3 separate regions of the Mus musculus genome follow, and regions 2 and 3 are each linked to region 1. A link is a contact called in ENCODE Hi-C or POLR2A ChIA-PET data. All regions are on one chromosome and are shown on one strand. Each heading gives the region's core, a stretch centred on a gene start or an enhancer-like site at or near the end of the contact. The rest is flanking DNA. Distances are from core to core; before and after follow the strand shown.

The links. A loop is a pair of places that touch in the nucleus more often than their neighbours do. ChIA-PET counts read pairs that join two places held with the same protein, here RNA polymerase II (POLR2A).
Region 2: a map of heart shows a loop between it and region 1 (3-fold over the local background). The contact joins the promoter of Mfsd4b4 here to the promoter of Rev3l in region 1. A Hi-C loop is called at or near these places in 1 of 37 maps with a recorded cell type or tissue (heart). POLR2A ChIA-PET finds 5 or more read pairs at or near these places in 1 of 5 experiments (Patski).
Region 3: a map of heart shows a loop between it and region 1 (2.8-fold over the local background). The contact joins the enhancer-like site here to the promoter of Rev3l in region 1. A Hi-C loop is called at or near these places in 11 of 37 maps with a recorded cell type or tissue (adrenal gland, gastrocnemius, heart and 1 more). POLR2A ChIA-PET finds 5 or more read pairs at or near these places in 1 of 5 experiments (Patski).

The regions. Positions count from the first base shown.
Region 1 is chr10:39,730,884-39,734,134 of GRCm38, forward strand. It overlaps Rev3l (REV3 like, DNA directed polymerase zeta catalytic subunit), which reads left to right and starts at 1,277. Exons shown (of 32, transcript NM_011264.3): 1 at 1,277-1,730. The coding sequence starts at 1,592. It overlaps E130307A14Rik (RIKEN cDNA E130307A14 gene), which reads right to left and starts at 1,124. Exons shown (of 3, transcript NR_038037.1): 1 at 855-1,124.
Region 2 is chr10:39,897,396-39,900,703 of GRCm38, forward strand. Mfsd4b4 (major facilitator superfamily domain containing 4B4) reads right to left here and starts at 1,811. Exons shown (of 5, transcript NM_001384225.1): 1 at 1,519-1,811.
Region 3 is chr10:39,556,625-39,559,701 of GRCm38, forward strand. The region is part of intron 13 of Fyn (Fyn proto-oncogene); the gene reads left to right. It overlaps Gm16364 (predicted gene 16364), which reads right to left. Exons shown (of 6, transcript NR_152259.1): 4 at 1,856-2,088; 5 at 1,341-1,475; 6 at 1-661. Among named protein-coding and RNA genes, the nearest start is that of Gm40627, 32 kb to the right of the region's middle. Within about 2 kb of position 1,372, at least 1 of the 3 ENCODE cell types and tissues checked has a DNase peak (open chromatin) inside an H3K27ac peak, as active enhancers do; it is heart, where a contact is called at or near this core.

The sequences.
Region 1 (3,251 bases), core at 27-2,526:
ATAGGTTCTAATTTAACATCCTCACCAGCAGCATCTGTTGCCCCCGCACCCCCCAATCCCTAACTGTGCCACTTCATCTCCTTTCTAGCTCCAAATAAAGTTGGTTTTTATTTTATGTCTTACCCCACCCCCTTTTTCTTCTGTGTCAACCCGTAGTAAAATCTTGCACTAAGAGTGAATGAAAACACGCCGACTTTTAGGAGCCTTTCCCTTTTGCCAACATTTTCTCTGAAAGGCTCTCGGGGCTCTCCGAGCAGCCGCGAGAGGAGTGGAGGGAGGGAGGTGAGTGGAGCAAACAAGTCTTTCCGTGTTCTCGCTCGTGCCGCGTGTGTGTGTGGGGTGTGTGTGTGTAGCCTGCGCGGGGGAACCCACAGTGGTTGTCCTAGTGCGAGAGGGGCAGGCGGTGGGGGAGTGGGGGGGTGGAGAAAACCACGACGGTGGGAAATCCCTGTGCTGTCGGTGTATCTGCCCAGCTTGGGCAAAGCTGGGCAGGGCCGCGCGTGAATAAATCTCCTTAAGTGGCCGGGCGCAGTCACTGCAGCACCGCAGAAGAGGAGGCGGGCGAGGCGGGGCGCGAGGCTCGCCCGGAGCTGGGGGGAGGGGAGGGCGGAGGAGGGAGCGAGCGCCAGGGCGGCCCTTTTATAGGCCGAGGCCCGCGCGCCCCCGCCCCTCGAGCTGGCCCGGGCTCCAGCTCCGCCGCCGCGTTACCTGAGAAGGGCCGGCACGTCCAACGCTCCGCCCGCCCGCTCGCTCGCCCGCCCGGCCCGCCCTCCCTCCTTCCCACCCTCCCGCTCGGCCAGGGCCGCCCGAGGTCTGTGCCGCGCCTCCCTTCTCCCGCTGGCGGCTTCCCTTACCTTGTGAAAACAAAACAAAACAAAAAATATCCTCTCCGCGGCAGCCCCCGCCTCTTCCGTAAGATGTGACATGGCGGTCGGCGAGGGGAACTCGGGAAGCCGCCAAAACCCTGCGCCCCTCTGAGCCTATCCATGCTATCGGCGCTCCCCGGGCCCCGCCGCAGTGACCCGGCCCACAGGCCGAATCATCGATTCCTCGGCGCGCGGCCCGGCTTCCCGCCAGCTTCTTCCCCAGCCGCGCGCTCCGAGCGGGGGAGAACCCCCTCCTCGTCCCCTCCCACCCCGGGCGCGCGCCCGCCCGCCTCCTCCCCCCCCCCCGTCGCCGCTCGCGCGCGCGCACACACACACCCCTCCTCCCCTCCCCCAGTGGTTGCGTCCGTGACATCATCATCATGGCAACAAGAGCTGCAGCCTGGGACCGAGGAGCCCGTGTGATTCCCGGCGGCGGCGGCCGTGGCGGCAGCAGCAGCGGTACCACCCGACCCGACGAACGCGCGAGGGCTTCTCTCCCGCTGCCTCTCGCCCGGAGCGTCTGAGGAGGCGGCGGCAGCACACAGCCTCCGCAGCCTCCGCGCGCCGCCGCCGCTGCCGCTCGTCCCGGCGTCCGTGCGAGGGGCGGGGGGGAAAAGCCGAACCGAGGAGGAAGGGGAGGAGGCGCCTCTGCGGAGCCCGCCGCCGCCGCTGCTGCCAGGTCGCTGAGTGGAGGGGAGGCGGTGGCGGTGGCGGCGGCGGCGAACATGTTTTCTGTGCGGATAGTGACTGCCGACTACTACATGGCCAGCCCGCTGCCGGGGCTGGATACCTGCCAATCCCCGCTCACCCAGCTCCCTGTCAAGAAGGTGCCGGTGGTACGAGTCTTCGGGGCGACCCCGGCAGGTAAGCGGGAGCGGGCGGGAGCGGGAGCGCGGGCGCCGGGTCGTCGGGGCTGCCCTCCCTCCGCGCACTCGCGCGCACGCCGCCGCCGGCGGCCCTCTACAGGGTCGCTGCGGAGTCTGCCCTGTTCTCGGCTTTGCTCGCCTTCTCTCTCGCGCGCGTGACAGGAGGCGCAAAAGAAAAAAAAATGTGGGCTCGCGTGAGCGCTGCGCCCCCCTCCGCGGCAGAGAGGCGGCGGGCGCCCGGTCTCTCCTTTGCGAGCGGCGAGCAGGCTGGAGCCCCTGCCTCGGTGGGTCGGGTGGCTGCGCCTCGTCCCCAAGGACGAGTTCGCGGGTCCTTAGAGGTCGGTCCCCGGCGGAGACCCCGGCCACTCGCTACGTGTCCCTAGTGCCCCGTTCGAGAAAAGGCTTTGAGGGCAGAGGCGAAGTGTCAGGCGTGTTGTCCGTCGCTCCCGGTTGCCTCTGTTCACCCTCGCTCTCCTCTGCCCCTGCCGGAGATGCTGTGGCTGTAGAAAGTGGCGCCCGGGGCCAGATAATTTTTCTCATTGAAGTGACCATGTGGCTCTTCTGTGAGTGCAGGTCGTGACTGCTTAGAGTTTAATGCCTCGACAGGGACAGAGCGGCATCCTCAGGTGCAATGCTTTCAGGAAATGTGCATCCATGGAAATAGGAACTACGTGTTTGTGTCGCCCAACATAAAATACTACACCTAATGGGGGTGGATTCGTTAGGAAACACAGCCAAGCTCAGCAGCATAGGCATTTTAAAATTCCTCTAGGCTGGGTTGCAGGGTTGCATTTTAAAAATAGATTAAAAAAAAAAAAGCCATTTTGAAGAAATGGTGGGGGGGGGAAATGACAAGCTATGTTCTGGAACACTCTTTGGGTTTATAATATAAATAGGTTAGGGGCCAGATATACAAGGTTTTGCGTTTTTATCTTTCAGTTTTGCGTCTTTTTACATGCTTTAAACTGTTAAGATGAAATGGTAAAGCCGTATTCTGGAAGACGATTCTTACCAAGGTATAGCCCTATGGGGTTTCAGACGGCATTTCCCACTTGATGCTCTTTGCCTTCGTCGCCATTCATCTTTATTACTACAGTCAGCTTCTGTGGACTACCAAGACAATACCATTTCCCAAAATACAGACACTCGTTCTAAGCTACTACCTTTTAATGTGAATTCTCTTTGTTAACAATGCCAATGACATAAATAAGGCTGGGTAAAAGACTCCTTTTTCAAGTAGAGTTTGATGCTGTGAACCTTGGAAGATCGAGAACCGGAATGCTGGTAACAGTTGGTAGAAAGTATAGCATTTGAGACGTGGAAGACTGGAAAATCAGAGGCATTATAATGTTCTGGAGGATAGGTTTTCTACCTTTTTAAATGCTGTGCTGCTGTCTTTGTTTTGATTTGGAATCTCAGGGTAATACACTGCCTGTTCTCCTTTCAGCTGCAGAGGATGATAGTGAAGTTGATTTTCAAGTTGTAGAGCAACATGCTAATAGGATATTGTTGTGGTGGT
Region 2 (3,308 bases), core at 561-3,060, 170 kb after region 1:
TAGTCTGGCTGAATGGGTGAGCTCCAGGTTCAGTGGGAGGCCCTGTCAATAAGGTGGAGGGCAATTGAGCAAGACACCTCTGGCCTCGACGCACACCATCTGCACAAGGATTTAGAATGTAACAAACTATTCTCAAAATATATACTTATATTTTCAAATATGCTACATGCATAAATACGAAATTTAATTGCTAAAAATTTTTAATTACCAAGCACCAAATTTTGATTTTTACACTAAGATGCCAATATTTCTGGCACACAAGAAGTTGTCCCTTTGAACTGTCTAATGCTGACGATAAATAATCTAATCTACAGTTTTCCTCACACTCCAAAGCTATCAGGAGATGTAAGGGCTGTAAGGCTTTCTTAGCAAAATATAACACGGACAGAATGATTTTAACAATAAGATGTTACACAAGATACTGCCAAGAACTAAAGACTTGCGTTTTAGATGAAGTTCCTAAAAACCTTTAAGGAAACGTTTCTGAGTTTTGAGAACTGTGGATTGTGGGCTGGGGACACAGCTGGGTGAAAGCCTAGCATGAAGTCCTGGGCCAGCCAGCGCCCTGTACGTAATAAACAAACAACAAAACCTGATTGTGCTGCACTGTTCTGCTCCAACCCACGTGTGGTTTCCCTGCCCCAAGCACCAGCAACCAAGAACAAAGACCAGGAGCACACAGGGCCACAGCATGTTCATTCAGATCTTCCTGCAATCACTTGCAATACCTGTTACACACGAGGGGCTCCAGTACCTGCAACGCTTTCTTTCTTCCCTACTTTCCCATCAAAATAATTTTAAGAAACTGAAGCTCCAATTGAGGGACCAGAAGGGACTCCGTCAAAGGTTTAGCTCTCATAGCACTCGAGTCAAAAGTTATCACTTTAGGTCAGTGGTTTATAGCTTTCATCCCAGCACTCAGGAGGCAGGGGCAGGAGGATCTCTGAAATTTGAGACCATCCTGATCTACACAATGAGTTACAGCCATCTGGTCCACAAAAGGACATTTCGGGTCAGCAGCAGGTGCTACACTGGGGAACACTGTCTTTATGGCGTTTTTAGTTCTTGCACTTGAGTGAAGAAAATCATTTAAGTATCTAAAGGCTTGATTTAAATAGGGCCGTGTACAGGGTAAGCAACATGTCCTTGATACTATCATTTAACCAGAAAAGCCACTTTCTTCTCTGGGCCCTTTTTTCCATCTGCGAAATAAAGCAGTTGGTTGGATTTGGTCAGGCCCCCTCAAAGCTGCTTTTCTGGGATCAATTTAGAGCTTCAGTGAGTGGGTGAAGGGGAGCAGGCTCCCCATCTTGTATCTCCCCGTTTTCCGGAGGAAACTTAGCTTGCTCGTGCTGGAAACGTATTAATTTTGCCCGTTTTTCCAGATGACAGAACTGAGACTCAGGAGGATTAACCGATATACACCAGGGGTCACGCACGATGCAGGGCACTGAGACCACGTTCCCTGCAGGACGCTTGCTCCAGCCGTGGCCTGGAGGGTTTGGGCCCAGCTCTCACCAGCCCCAGGAAGGCGGCACAAAGCACCACGGTGGTGAACCAGCGCAGCACGCTTTGGGCACGGCCTTTCCGCACGGAGGCCACCGCTTCTGACTCATTCTCTGCGCCCGGGCCGGCTGGGAGGAGCCGCTGCCCTCCCGCCCCTCCGAACTCCAGCTCCAACTCCAGTGTGGCGGCTCCACCTGCCGTGCTCCGTGCACCAGGCCTCCGGTGTGCAGGGAGGTGCCCGGCCCCGCCCGGCCCGGGAGCCAACAACGCCAGGACCTGCCCGCGCGAGCGTGACCTGGGAGCGGAGCCTCCCCGCCGCGCAGGCGCGGTGTCCCTCACGGTAGCAGAGCGCCTGCATGGATCACAGGCCGGAAATAAAGCCGCCGGCCAATCAGGAGACTTCCTCAAACCGGAAGTTGATGTGGTTGCCTTGGGGATCGGACAGCCTGGCCCAGGTGAGAAGTCTCAATTAGGTGAGTTTCCCCGGCCTGGGGAATGTAGGCCAAAGATGTACAAGCTGCAACCCATGCACAAGACGATCCAAAGTTGCAAAACGTTGGAAGAAACCCGGCCTGGAACTGCAAGATGGCAACTTCCGCAGCCTCCTGGGTCACCTGGAAACCCGAAGGTCTTGTCTCTACATGATTTACAAACTGTTGCCCTTGCTCCTTAGACGTACAAGAATGTTGAACGTCAGCTTCTCACTGAACAGATAGTTATGGATCCTTACGTGTAAACTCACACGTGAAGTATCTCAGTTAGTTTACACAACACTCAGAATCCCACCGCAGTCCCATCTATAAATAGGAATATTAGGTTAGAGTAGCAGCTTCTAAAGGCCAGACAACAACCCGCTGGCCTTTACTGAATGGTGAAACAATAGCTAAAGAAAGAATCTGGGACAAAACGAGTTGCATGCACTTGCCTGTAAGACCCCCGAAGCTGGGCCTCCGCTCAAGTCCTGGGATGAGCTGGCCAGCACCTCAGTGACTCGAGAGAAAACCACACCTGATGCAAACTGCAAGAGGTTTTATTATCAGCTAGCTGAGGACGATGTCCCGATGTCCCTCCTCCGTGCAGGGCAGGGGAGTTTGACCCTTAGTGGTAACAGTAGGGGGCTTTTAACAGCTAGCTGAGGAATTGGGGAGGAGTTGGGAGGAGTTGGGAGGAGAGTTCTTCTCTTCTGGGTATCCTTGGTGAAATTTATAAGGCAGGAGTGGGGAGTGAGTTCTTTCTGAATTTTTATCTCCGTGTCCTCAGCACAGGAAGGCAGGCATCTCTGGTTGTAAAGTATAGAAACAAAGGCTTTTTGCTGGCTATAGAGAACAAAGAGCTTCTTTCTGGCTGTATTTTTAGAGATCAGGGAAAACAAGCTTGGGGAACGTCCAGGGGCTTTACCTTCCTGGGAGAAACGCTCTAAATCGGGTCCCACATGCCCACACTTATTTTAACCTGCAGGCAATTCCATTGTTGAATGGACTTGGACATCAGTCTGTCTTTGCCAAATAGCTATGCTAGCTGAAAAAGGAAAACCGTGTTCTTATGTGACTACAGATTTGACCACAGGGACCATAGCCTCAAATGTTATCACATTCTATTTTTTATCTGAAGTTCTTTTCCACTTACACTTCTGTCTCTGATATCCCTTCTTACTTAGACTCCCAAGCTACTACAAAACTTGGTCTTGTTACCCATAAACCAACTTTCTATCTTCAATCATACGATCATTAACTTCTTCCCTGTTTGTCTCGGAAAGGTTTCTTAAATTGGCGTCCAACTCCTCTCCATTCCTACTCTGCTTG
Region 3 (3,077 bases), core at 122-2,621, 170 kb before region 1:
GCATATATATTTCTAAATACAGCCTGCTAAGTCCATACAGGGTTGCTTGTGTCACCATTCCACACTAGATGACGAGTTGGTGTGCTTTTCCCTGGGGAGGGCCACCTCTCGCTCCAGCTTCACTCAGTTGCCAATAGTTTTTGTGTAGGGTTCAGGTCTCATTGGGCTTTTTTTCCATTCAGTTGACATAACCATTGGTGTCCTCCTTCGTCAGGTCATGTTTAGGCAGTGATGCTGGTGAGACTTTACAGGCGTAGCTTCTGATGTTACTAGGAGACAAAACCTCACAGAATGCTGGTCCCCTGGCTCTTAGAGTCTTTCTGCCTCCTCTTTGCAGTGTCCGGAGCCTTAGGTGTAGCTGTGTATTGTAGGTGTGAGTGTTCTCCTAACGTGTGTGCAGTGAGCAGTGTGAGGGGAAGACTTGACTTCGGGTGTCTCTGCTGTCTCTCTCCCTTTACATCTTGGACACCCCAAGGAATTTGTCTATGACAGCATCTCACTGGGTTAGCCGAGAAGTGGCTATGTAGACCAAGCTGACATCAACCTCACAGAGGTCTCTCTGCCTGCCTCTGTCTGGAACTCCCGGCAGCTCTGCCTTCCTTGAGAGGAACGGGGCATCTTCCATGTTCTGATTCCCAGCAGTGTCTGCCCACAGTAGACTCTGTAGAAGCAAATAAAGGGAATGTGTGAATAAAAGGGGAAACATTTGAACTTTTTTTTTAAAAAAAAAAAAAAGGAAGACTCATAGGTTTTTAAACATTTTTAAAGCTGCCCCATAGCCTCCAGAGCCTTATAACTCTGCCCGGTTATCCTCACATATGGCCAACACGGGGTGAGTGTTCCCAGCCGCAAGGTAGCCTCTGTCCCCAGAGTTCTGAGAAGTTGACCCCACGTTCAAATTTCATATTCCAGTAACCCGATAGGCAGAATGTCCTGGCCATGCCAAGCCGTGGCCCTCGACTGAACACCTGCTTGTGTGCTGGCGGGATCTGGCAGAACAGGGCTCTTCTCTTAAGCAAATCTGTTTGTCTGTGCATTGGAAGCCTCCTCAAATCGTTCTTTCAGCAAGTGTCAGCTGCTTAACTTCCTTGAGCAGAACTAGTCACTTGGTAATGACCTGGAGGAGTAAGGTGAGCAAGCAAAACTGCTCGCACCTCCTGTAAAGAGCCAAGCGCCCGCTCTGCCCCCTCCCTCCCCCCCCCCCCCCCCCGGCATGATCACATGCCATGAAGACAGGTATTCTTGTGTTCAAGCTGCTGACAGGGGCAGACTCCCTCAAGGAGGCAAGTGTGGACTGTCCAGGTAGAGGGGCCATGAGAAACAGTCTGAAAACAGCTGACCTTAGCAGTGCATGATGGGTCCTCTGCCTCCGCAGCCCATGGGCCCCAGGGCCAAAGCACTGCAGTACACTGTGTTCCTTCAGAGAGCTCGGAATGCTGTCTCCTCCCCTGCAAGGTTTCTCTTGGCTGACGTGGCTGATAAGGGGAAGAAAGGATAGGAGGCTGTCCGTGAAGCTGGAGGGCATAAGAAGGGGCAGTCTCCCAGTACAGCCTGAGCGCAGCGCTCTGCCGCTGTCTGGTCTTAGCTGTGGTCAGGCCCCTGCCTCCCACACTGGCACCTTCACCCTCTTTTTTCACTCCTCTCTTCAGAGGACAGAGGAGTTCTTTGTAGCACTGTATTATCGAAAGCTCAGGCTTGGAATCCCAGCACTTGGGAGACAGGAGCAGGATTATTACTGTTAGTTTCAGGTCAGCCTGGGCTACGTAGCAAGCCCTTGTCTCCAAAAATAAAGAAAAAGAAAACAAGAAAGGAAAAGCCCAGAAAGTATAATGCTGCATTATCCACTTCAAATCACCTTTGTGTGCCGCAGCTCTCCCAACCAGCATTTCTGATTTTATTAATACAGCGGTTTTAATAAAAACTGCTGCCCCAGGTGACTGGTGAGGGGGCTAACAGTAAACAAAACTAGTAATTATTGTCTTCTCAGGGTCAGTCCTTCATCTCCATCTGTACCCTCTGGTCAGTATCCCTCTGCTCCACATTTGTACTCTGATCCATGGAGTGGCTCTCCAAACCTCCTGGTTGTTCCTGTAAGATAAGGGAAAACACTGGGTAATCTGATAACACATGCAGCGGTGCACTGCAGGCTCGCTGAGCAAGCACCATTAACTCCACTGGCCTCTCTCTCAGCACCCGTGTGGCAGCTCACAACAGCAAGCAGACAGATGGGTTTTTAAGAGAGCTTATACAGGGAAGCAAGGGGCCTGAGACAGAAGGCCCCATCCATACACAATATAGTATCATTCTCTTTGAATGAAAAGCTCAGTTCGAAAAAGAAATTTGATATCAGATAGCCTGAGTATCATCTCCATTGTTAAAACATTTATTTACACCATGCAGTTGTCCCGATTCCCACAGCCATGGTGAAGTCCACGCATGACTAGAAAATAAACCACAGACTACAGGTACGTCTGCTCTGAGGTCCCTTGAGAAGCCACACAAGTGGGAAGCAGTAAAGTATTAATACTTTTTTGGTGAGACCTTGTGCTAAGGTGATGGATAAGGTGTTCTGTTAACAAAAGGAGGCGCTGAGGCTGGAGCAAATCGGGTCCCCTGCCAAGAGGTACAGAGTCTGGAAGTGACATCTGTTCGGCGTTCTGCCTGTTGAAGTGGCTTTTGTTCCTTTCCTCAAGAGCCAGAAAGAAAAGTGAGGAGGGTCTACTGAGTTCTTGGACAGCTCAAAGAATAATACTGATGCCTACAAGAAGAGGAGAGGCAAGGACCCAAAGGATAAGGGAAAGAAAACATGGGTACATATGACAGTCTGCGTGGCAACTGCACAATGTCTGAGTTTGAAGGAAGAGTTGGAGAGCTGACTTCTCGTGTTTGAGAAGGAAGCCAGCAAAATGACTCAGAAAGAATAATACAGAGATCATGTCAGGAAGTGAGTGCAGTCCACTTGGCCAGAGGCTCGCAGCTACAATGTTTTAGGCAGAAGGACTGGAGCTGTTACAGCCATGACCATGTTTGAAAACATGAAAGAAGGAGTTGAAGGGACATCTCAGAGCAGCAGGTTG